Regions from separate parts of the Homo sapiens genome. Here region 1 is linked to region 2. A link is a loop called in an ENCODE intact Hi-C map of the cell type or tissue named here. Cell type or tissue: HepG2. All regions are shown on one strand.

Region 1 (5,000 bases), 100 kb after region 2:
CACATTCAGGCAGAGATGTGTTAGTTCACACAGAACCCTGTGTAAGCACACAATTCCCTGCTAAAGTCTGAAAAGCTGAACTATGGAAAGCAGGCCACATTGGATAATCCAATTTCAAGCACCCCAATAAAATGGCTTTTCTCACACATTTTCATGGTCCTCCATGGGCAGGTTCAGCAGAGAACAGACCAATAGAAACATCCAATGGGGATGTAAAGAATTTTCTTTAGTAGAATCAGTTGATTAACCAGTGCCACTCAAACAGAGGAAGTGAGGCAAGAGGCGCTCCTGCTACCAGAGGCTTCCTCCTTGAATGACCAACATCCGTTGCATGAGGTCAAGGACAGCCTTAAGCACAAGGAGATTCTAACCTGGGAGATGTCCAGTGACATGTCTTTGCCGTGCCCTCCCAGGTCTTCCTCCAGCAGGCAGGATGGCACTTGGAGTCTGGGTGATGCAGTGAGGTTCCAGGACGTGTGTGGTATTAACTGTAGCACTAAGATAAGTTTCCATGTAAAACAGAAACCTCTGGTCTAGGATGTGTTTTCTTTTGTTGTTTGTTTGTTTTGTTTTGTTTTGTTTTGCCAATTCACTTAACAAACCACAGTAAATCCTCACTTATCATCAGTAGGCTCCTGGAAACTGCGGCTTTAAGCAAAACGATGTATAGCAAAAACAATTAAACCATAGTCGAGTTGATCTAAAGAAGAGTTAAATTCCTAAGGCATATTTCTGGTCACAAAAACATCACCAAACTTCTAAATAAGGACAAAACACTTCTATATTAAACACCTGAAATAAATGTGAACTACACATACATTTAAGAAAGATTAATAAAAGCAAGTCAGATAATAATTTACCCACTTATTCTAGTTCAGGGTTGCAGGGGGCTGGAGCTTAACCTGGAAGTTCAGGGCACCAGGCGGGCATCAGGCGGGCACCAGCCCTAGCCAGTACACCGTCCCATCTTGGGCACACTCACATACTAGCACACAGACTGGGACCATGTGGACACACCAATTTACCTAACATGTCCAGCTCTGGGACGTGGGAGGAAACCAGAGTACCTAGAAAAATCCCACACAGACCTGGGGAGAACAAGCAAACTCCACATGGGGGTGGACCTGGAAACAAAGTGATTTTTTCCCCTCATTGACATTGGAACAAAACAATATTCAACTACATTTTTCAGGGACCTGCTAAATAGGACTAATGGAAGAGAGTTAATAGTCACTATTTTTGTTGCTTTTACTTTGTTTTCTAACCCATGTTATGCCTTCCACAACTCTGACCCTAAACAAATGATGGTTTCCATGTTTTTCTGCAAAGGCCTGAGAAGGGGTAGGGAGTAAGTGTGGGCCTGCCTGCAGAAACTCCCTGACTGCAGACATTTTCTTTCTGCAGGAATTTCCTGTCCCATGCCCTGTTCGTTCCCAGGGATCTATGAGAAGCACATGGGTTAGAGGTGTGAGTAGTGACACCCCTGAGGACTGTGAGGGGGTCCAGGTGTACCATTCCTGAGTCCCCCTGGATGGAAATACTGCAGACTTCAGAGAGGAACAGAAGAGAGAGGAATTAATGTAGATATTTACCAGACACAACTTCCAAATTTCCAGATTGGGGGCTTGGCCCTACTCCATCTCTGATTCTGGGATTTCACACGTTTCTCAGACTGAATTGCTGCCCCCACAGCCCCCGCCCCATATTTCTTTCAAAGGACTACATATCAACCCATCTATCTCAGGGAGTAGCCATGTGGGAAGAAAAGGTATGAGTAATTTGTTTGATGATTCAGAACATGAAAAGTATGGTTTAATGTTCACACAGTTGCTCTCCACCCAGTTGCCTTAGGGAGTTAGTTTAGAACGGATAAGGAAGGGAGAAAACGCAAAATAAACCAATAATATACAAGAAATGGCTGCTTTGTTGATGAAGCTGTCAAAATCAGAAGGGAGATTCTTTTGTGAAGAAATGTTGAGGCCAATGGATCTCCTTGCTGAGAACTTCAGTGCTCTTGATAATCTATTGTTCAAAGGAGGAAAAAAGCATCCTACAAAAATGTGTAATTTCCTAAAGTGAATTGTCATGACATTCAACAAAATGCAGTTTTGTCAGAGAAGTCATTTCCATATGTTTCAGATAATTGATTTGTGCGTTTCCTACTGTGACCAGACTGTAAGCTTCTTGAGAGCAGGAGACAAGTGCCATGCCCCTCTGGACACTCCTGAGTGTCTAGCATGGGGCTTTGCACATAAGATGTGCCATTAAATATTGACTGAGAGGCTATCATAATAAATGCAAATCACAATAATGAAAAAAGGTGATCCCTATGTGATGATTTCAATATATGTTGGCAAGAACATTCCACTTCAAGCCAACAAGAAGTCCTCAGACTTCTTGTTATTTTATTCAGCCAGTGTGCCAAATTCTGTCCCAAGGGACCTACAAATGGTAATGAATGGGGGAAAAACAATTAGGCTATTGAGTCCATTCCCCTTCACATCAGGCTTCTTCCCTGTGGAGCATTCTTCCAGCAATTACCTAGAGATGTCTCCTGTACAGAGTTATCCTGCAATTCCTTTAGGAAAATAATAAATTTGACCCTGATACAAAGTTCCCACCATGCTACACTTCATTCTCTTGTGCCCAATATAACTTTGCGTTTGTCTTTTATTTTTTTCCTTTCACATATCTTTGGAAGAAATGTAGTTTAGCTTAACATGTATTGAGTATCAGGCATGAACAGTTACAGAAAGGACTTACTGCCTCTAGTTCACGCAGATTGAGGTTCAGAGCCTTGATCAAGGAGCGGTATCAGGGATGCTGGGGGCGTCATTACACACCTGAGAGGGTGCTCATAACAGACAGGTGTAGATTAGCGACTGCTAATGTGCTTCAGCCTGCTTCCCATCTTCCTCAAGCTCCTTCACTCATGCATTCCCAGTGGCGTGAGAGGCCCAGCTTAGCTGGCCGGGAGGAGGGACTTTTTGTGCTGTTATCTTCTTGTTTTTCCCACAAAGAACACACACCAGGTTACTATGACTAACTGCCTTGTGACCTGCTGTGTTTATTCTCCTTAACCCTGAACTGTGCTTTCATGCCCTGGAAGCCAGGCCAGGCAGCTGTCAGCCTGCATGGCCTTCTGTGTGTTGTTTGTATGTACACGCAAAGAGCAGTGACTCATCTACAAAGGGAGTCTCCAGTAAAAGGCTGAGATTATCCTCCACTTCTCGTTCCATCACATTTTAGGAAACAAACCTTCTTATGAATTTGTCTTCATTGCTATAATGATATTTTTTCATTTATCTATAAACTGGCAAGAAGACAATTCCATTTCTCTCGTTGGATCTTACATGCCTGTCTCTTTCCCTTGGCTCAGGTCTTGGAACAGATTTGGACCTCTCAGGAAGACCCCCGGTCATCCAAGCTAAAATGCGAACCATCTCCCCAACTGCTTTTTATCACAGTACCCTGTTTTGTACACTTCACCACTTCACTACTTGTAATTATCTTTTTTTAATTGCTTACTTTCTCAAATGTAAGTTTCACAGGTGCAAGGATTCTGTTTGTCTTGCTTTGTTACCACTGAATTCCCAATGCAAAGAAAAGGGCTTGGCAGGCAGCATACAATAAATATTGATTGAATAACTGAACGAATGAATGAAATATATCAGGTGAAGCTCATAAGTCATATGTTAATCAGCACAGCCTTGTGGCTTAAGATCTTAGGGAACACAATGTAAAATCTTTAGCTTTCATGGGGGCAAAAGGCTGAAGGAAGCAGAACATTAGTATATGGCAAAGAAGGGAACAAGCACTCTTTGCCTCCTCAGAGTTAAATTTATGGAGATCCAAACTTTACCTCGTATTGGTCTATTAGCTTTCCATTTACCCTCCCGCATCTGCTATGAAACACAGCAGCCAGCCCAAGGCTACAAATCCCTCCTTCCCATCATCTTCAAGTCTATTCAGTCCATTCTTTCCTTTCTTTCCTCCTCCCCTGCCTCCCTCCCTCATGCTCTTCCTCTTCCTTCCTTCTTTGGTATATGAATCTTCAGGTGCATCCCTTTCTGTCTTATCTATTATTTGACTATGAAGTATGTTCTTAGTAAAAAAATTATTCCCTAGTAGTCTAAAAAATGATCTTAAAGTATCCTTTTCATTATATTACCTATATATTTTTTATTTTTAATTATCATGGGTACATAATAGTTTGACATTTTTATCAAGCACGTGATATTTTGAAGCCAGCATACAATGTGTAATGATCAAATCAGGGTAACTGGGATATCTATCACATCAAACATTTATTAATTCTTTGAATTGGGAACATTTCAAAACTACTCCTCTATTTATTTTGAGGTATACAATAAATTATTGTTAACTATAGTCTCCTTATTTTGCTATCAAACACTAGATTTTATTCCTTCTATCTAACTGTATTTTTGTACCAGGGCTTCTATCATTTAGAAGATGAAAATGTGTGCTGAGATTTAAAAAGTATTCTCAAAAACAATGATGAATTGAATTCCCAGATTTAGTCATAACAGACTCACTTAAGGAAAGTTAATAAATATAGCTTTCATAAAGTAACATTTGTTAACGTAAATGCTTTAAGTCTCTTTTCTAGCATAAAATATAGGTTAAAGAAATCAAAATGCATAGATCTTCAGTGTACAATTCAATGAGTTTTAGCAAATGTATGCATATAGGGTTCCACCACGAGAATCAGGATCTGGAACATTTACATTACCCAGAAAGTTCCTCATATGCCTTTCACTCAGTCCTCAGCTCTTCCAGAGATTTAAGGATGTCAATAAGCCCTAAGTATCATAAGCACAAAGAAAAAAATCACTCGTAGATGCAGTATAGTCAAATTACTGAAAGTCTTAAGATGGAGAGAAAATTTTTAAAGAAGCCAGAGAAAAAGAATACATTAAGTAAGGGAGGACAATGAAAAGAATTGATGACTAAAATCATCGAAAACAATGGAAACCAGA
Region 2 (5,000 bases):
CATTGTGCTAAGCACACGCTCATGAATACAGCATTCCACCCTTGCATGGATGTGATCTAAGAGGTAAAAGTTTTACCTAAGAGAGACTCTGTATATATTTAGACAGAGTTTTAGTAAAATATTGTATATGAGATCGAGACCATCCTGGCTAACATGATGAAACCCCGTCTCTACTAAAAACACAAAAAACTAGCCGGGCGTGGTGGCAGGTGCCTGTAGTCCCAGCTACTCGGGAGGCTGAGGGGGGAGAATGGCGTGAACCCAGGAGGCAGAGCTTGCAGTGAGCCGAAATTGCGCCAGTGCACTCCAGCCTGGGCGACAGAGCGAGACTCCGTCTCAAAAAAAAAAAGGAAATAGGAGAAAGAAAGTGTGGGATGAAGTCAGACTGCAACCATAAGGAAAGTTAAAATGTGTGCAGAACGAAGTAGTGAGAGATAATTTGACTGAAAATGTGGGTGGGGGACGTCCTGAATATTAGGTTGGGGAGTTAAAAATTAATTCAGTAGATAGGTGAAAAATTGGATTATAGCTGTGTTTTAGTAAAAATAATTTTGTTTTCTTGTCTAGGAAGAATGAGGTAAGGAAATATTGGAATGAGGCTTAAGATCAGGGGAAGGGCCATTACCTTCCCAGGGAAGGGAGGGTTAGCCTATGCCTGAGTAAGTATAGCAGGAAGTCTGTAGAAAGGAGAAGTGAACATCAATCTTTCAGCCACAGGAAGGTGTTTCTATCAGAGATGCAAATCAGCGTGGTATAGGAGCAATGTCAAGGAGTGGGGTGGGGGCTCAGCAATGCCAAGATGGGGTTGAAAGAAAAGGATTAAGTAAACATACGAAGCCTGGGAGTCCTGCCTGACCAAAGCTTCCCTGGGTCCCTAAGCAATGAAGGATGCAATCAACTGACGCCAAGAAAGGCAGGGAGGCAGAGAATACAACATGTATTTAGGCAGCTTCACATCCAGGCAACGGGATTGCACTGGACACATAAGAAGACCCCAGTGGGGCCTGCAGAGACTAGCAAAGGGAAGCATGGGCTCTATAGTTAAAAAGACCTAACTGCCTTCGTTCAGCTGTCAAGAAGTTACTCAACCTCTTGGAATCTCCACTGACCTGGGAATGAAACAACCAAGCTATGGAAGTCATACAATACTGGGACAATCCTGTAGTTGTTCGCTACTTCAAATATTCTGTGTAAACTTAGGAAGGTGTGTTTGTGTGTGTGTGTGTAGAGGTATATCAGGAAAATGAAGAATCAGGAAGAAACTGTTTTCACTTTATCTAGGATAATGTATTTCCAAAGATTTGGATGGAAAACTCAAACACTTCCTATGAAATCCACCTAATAAAAGCTGTCATTTTAATTGAGCAGTAATGTCTTTGTCTCCAGTAAGGTGCTTCACTGGCTGAGCTTCCTCAGCATAAAATGCCTATGGAAAAGGCATTTTATGGTGGTTAGAGATATCAGAGAGCTAATTTCAGACTTGCACGTAGGATGCAGAACAAATAAGAAATATGAAGCCTTCTCTTGTAGCTGCCTATTAGCACAATTCCCCTAAACATTCCATTTTATACACTCAACACCCAACTGTTACCTCCATATCAAACAGCATGAATTTCCTGTCTACTGTTCATCATGCTGTCTACACCAAGACTTGAAATGTTTCAGTGACATATAGTTCATCTCTTCATGCCCCTCATGAAACCTACAATGTTCATGCTAACACCTCTGACTTTCCTAGAACAGTCAAGGTAATGACCTGGGAATTCAGTTTTTTAGTTCAAGAATGCACTGTTTTCTGTAGGATCTCATTGTCATTCATTAACTCGAAGACTGTTTATATTAGTCATAATGATCCAATTTAGGAAGATGGAGATTACAAATCAGAGAATATTTTCTTCCAGCCATGTTTTGAAAGAAAGAAGTTTTCGTGAAGGATTGCTTATTTTTGCTAGAAGAAAAATAGATATTTTCACCAAACACTTATTAAATTATGTCATTATGCTTGAATAAAGGAAGGTAAAGCTAATTAGTTTCTCTGTTGGAAGTCCTAGGTAAAGCTCTCAACAGCCTAAAAATATAAATCACTTACTTTTGTTACACACACACACACACACACACACACACACACAAACACCTAAATCCACACATACACATGTATATATATTAATTTCTGGCTTTTAATCTGTGTTTCAAGTACACACAAGATACCTTGGCAGATCAGGGCAAATATCGAAATTGATCAATTGCATAGGGAAAGTTTCGTTACAATGATTATATAGTATCACATACATGTAAAAGCTTCTTTCCTAAGAGCTAACTTTTCTCGTTGTGTGGGAGTCACAGGCACTTAAGTGTTTATAGCAAGACTGGAAGAGACCTCTGCCTACTATCTTATGATGAAATGCAGATATCTCATGACAATGGGTTTGAACAAAATCTAAGTCAGAATTCTGGTTAAGTTAGAGGTATGTTTGTCAGTCAGTACTTCACCCAGATTAAAGATTAACCATTTAGTTTGTCTTTGTCTTGGCACGTCAGTTTTCCCTATCAGTGCCTAAGGTGACCATAGTGACCACTAGTCACCGTGTCCTTCCAAACCTTTCATGTTTGCATTTTGGTACCAAACATCAACCACACACACACTAGGCTGGGGATAGGAAAATCACCCTGGCAAACTCTCATCCAGAATGGAAAATAGACGTGCTCCTACTTCTGCCTCCACACATGCGCAGTATCTCTCTTACCTAACCACAACCTTCATTTTTGCCTAAAATCCTTTCAATTCAGTGCCCCAGTCAGCCACTAGCAAAGATTCAGAGTTTTCCCTGGACCCATGCTAATTATAGTATAGAAAACAACGTTAGCATTTAGTACTATGCTCAATTCTTCATGCAACAATGTTTTTCAAATGAAAGAAAAGAATAGAAAAAAGATTTATTAAAAACAAACACATTTCATTAGTGCCAGAGAATATTTTAGTATGTTCACACTAGTCTTATCTGAAAGACCTGAATTCTGTGACTTTAATAAAAGTTCAGCAAATGCCGAAGGATGGTGGTGGGCTGAGGAAGAATCCATCCCATCTGATTCTCTGGTGTTTTCCAAGTTTGCCTCATTGTATCAAAGCAAAAGGGCTCCAGGTGTTTGCTTTATTTTGTATAAGGAATATAGGATAGAATTGCTGCAAATACTTCCACCATCAGAGACCCTCAGGGTTTTCTTTGAGCCTCAGGATTTTCTCTCTGGGCTTTCTAATGGTTGATACCAGGATTCTGGCCTGTGCATGAGCTGTAACAGGGTGTGAAGCAGGGAAGGTAAATCACCTACTTCTATTCACACACACACACGCACACACACACACACACACACACACACACTGCAGGTGACACTAAGAGTAAGGGACAGTAGAGTTACTTCTGAAAACTGCCACTGTGACCTAAAGCAAGAAAGCAGGTTGGATGGTGGCGTTCAGAGTTCAAATCTGCTGTTTACTTCTTTGAGCTGGGTGGTCACATGGTGAAGTACTTTGAACCTTGGTTTCTATGTCCATAAACTAGTGTGGTGCCAACAGCCACTTTAGAGCATTGTGGAGTTTAATAAAACTGATGAATACATAATATGCCCTAGGGTGCTGAGTAGAATATGATTACTATTATTATTGATAACATTCTTATCAAATGGGGGCAAAATGAAATCATTAGTAATACAACTTCATCTGATTGAATCTATCAAATACAAAGTCAGATCCGGATTTTAACTCTATCTTCATAAAAATCACACTTCCACCTCTTCTGCTTAATTTCTCTGTGTCTCAGTGTCAACATATGCAAAACAAAAAAAAAAAAAGGAGAGGCTCTCTCTAGGGTAGGGGTCCCAACCCCTGGGCCTTGGACTGGTACTGGTCCTCGTCCATAGCCTGTTAAGAGACGGGTCACACAGCAAGAGGTGAGAGGCAGGCCAGCTCCACCTCCTGTCAGATTAGCAGCAGCATCGGTTTCTCATAGGAGCGAGAACCCTATTGTGAACTGCACATGCAAGGGATCTAGGTTGCATGCTCCTTATGAGAAGCTAATGCCTGCTGATCTGAGGTGGAACAGTTTCCTTGAAACCATCCCTACCCCTACCCCCATCCGTGGAAAAATTGTCTTCCACAAAACCAGTCCTGGTCCCAAAAAGGTTGAGGACTGCTGCTCTAGGGTATCTGGAGGTCTCAAATTGCAGAATGCTATGACCGAAGTTTAACTCATTGCCCATCTGCTTCCAAGGAATTGACAGAGGGCATGAAGGAACATTTGTAGATTTTGTCATCTGAGAAAGAAATACACTGATATCTGCATCCAAAACCGGGCTTTTAAACTGAGATAAGCTGACAGTGTGTTTTTGAGCTTCTTTGAATTCCCTGACACTGAATGTAAAACTTTCTGTTTATATGTCCAATGTTTACATCAGATTCTCTAGGGATCTAAGACATGACACCCCTCCTCCCAAAAACGTATGAGCCACAGACTTATAAAGGTGTATAATTGGTAATTAAAGTAATAGTATAAATAATATTAGTGTCATTTTGTACCTTAAAAGAATAAATCCAAGCCAAAGATAAAACTGGAATCCAGGTTGTTTCGTTTCATATCACTTAAGAGAGTTTACCACTGAAATCATAGTTCAGGTTTTCCAAAGTGCAGACCCTGAACAGAGGGCTTGGGTGCAGGTGGTTTATTTGGGAAGTCATCCTGGAAAATCCAAAAGGAAGGGATGGAGAAGAGATAGAAGACAAGAAAGAATGCATTGCTCGTGGGTCATGGGTATAGAAAGTTTCTAGGAAGCTTCTGCAGAACCCTATGCAATGTGCCTCGAATTGTCCAAGGAATTGAATGGGGAGCTGGTGCATTTGTACACTACTTCTGTTGCTCACTGATGGGCAACAGGGCTTTTATCCCCAGCCTTTCCAGGCTGCCCCGGGGAGACAGCAGCTATGGGGAGGCACCAACCCATGGGCTGTA

The links. Peaks named below come from ENCODE experiments on the same cell type or tissue, not always from the same donor. Only the 100,000 strongest peaks of a DNase experiment are listed, where the experiment ranks them.
Region 1: it touches region 2 in a loop (2.5-fold over the local background); 2 of 110 quality-filtered maps call a loop at or near these places.

What each region holds. Positions count from the first base shown.
Region 1 is chr18:11,002,699-11,007,698 of GRCh38, forward strand. The region is part of intron 2 of PIEZO2 (piezo type mechanosensitive ion channel component 2); the gene reads right to left. Among named protein-coding and RNA genes, the nearest start is that of PIEZO2, 140 kb to the right of the region's middle. RefSeq lists an enhancer at 2,757-3,246. In HepG2, no CTCF peak of the experiment used is centred here; a DNase peak (open chromatin) is centred at 3,063; H3K4me3 peaks cover 467 bases.
Region 2 is chr18:10,898,083-10,903,082 of GRCh38, forward strand. All of the region lies in intron 4 of PIEZO2 (piezo type mechanosensitive ion channel component 2), which reads right to left. Among named protein-coding and RNA genes, the nearest start is that of MIR6788, 140 kb to the left of the region's middle. In HepG2, no CTCF peak of the experiment used is centred here; DNase peaks (open chromatin) are centred at 2,569 and 3,479.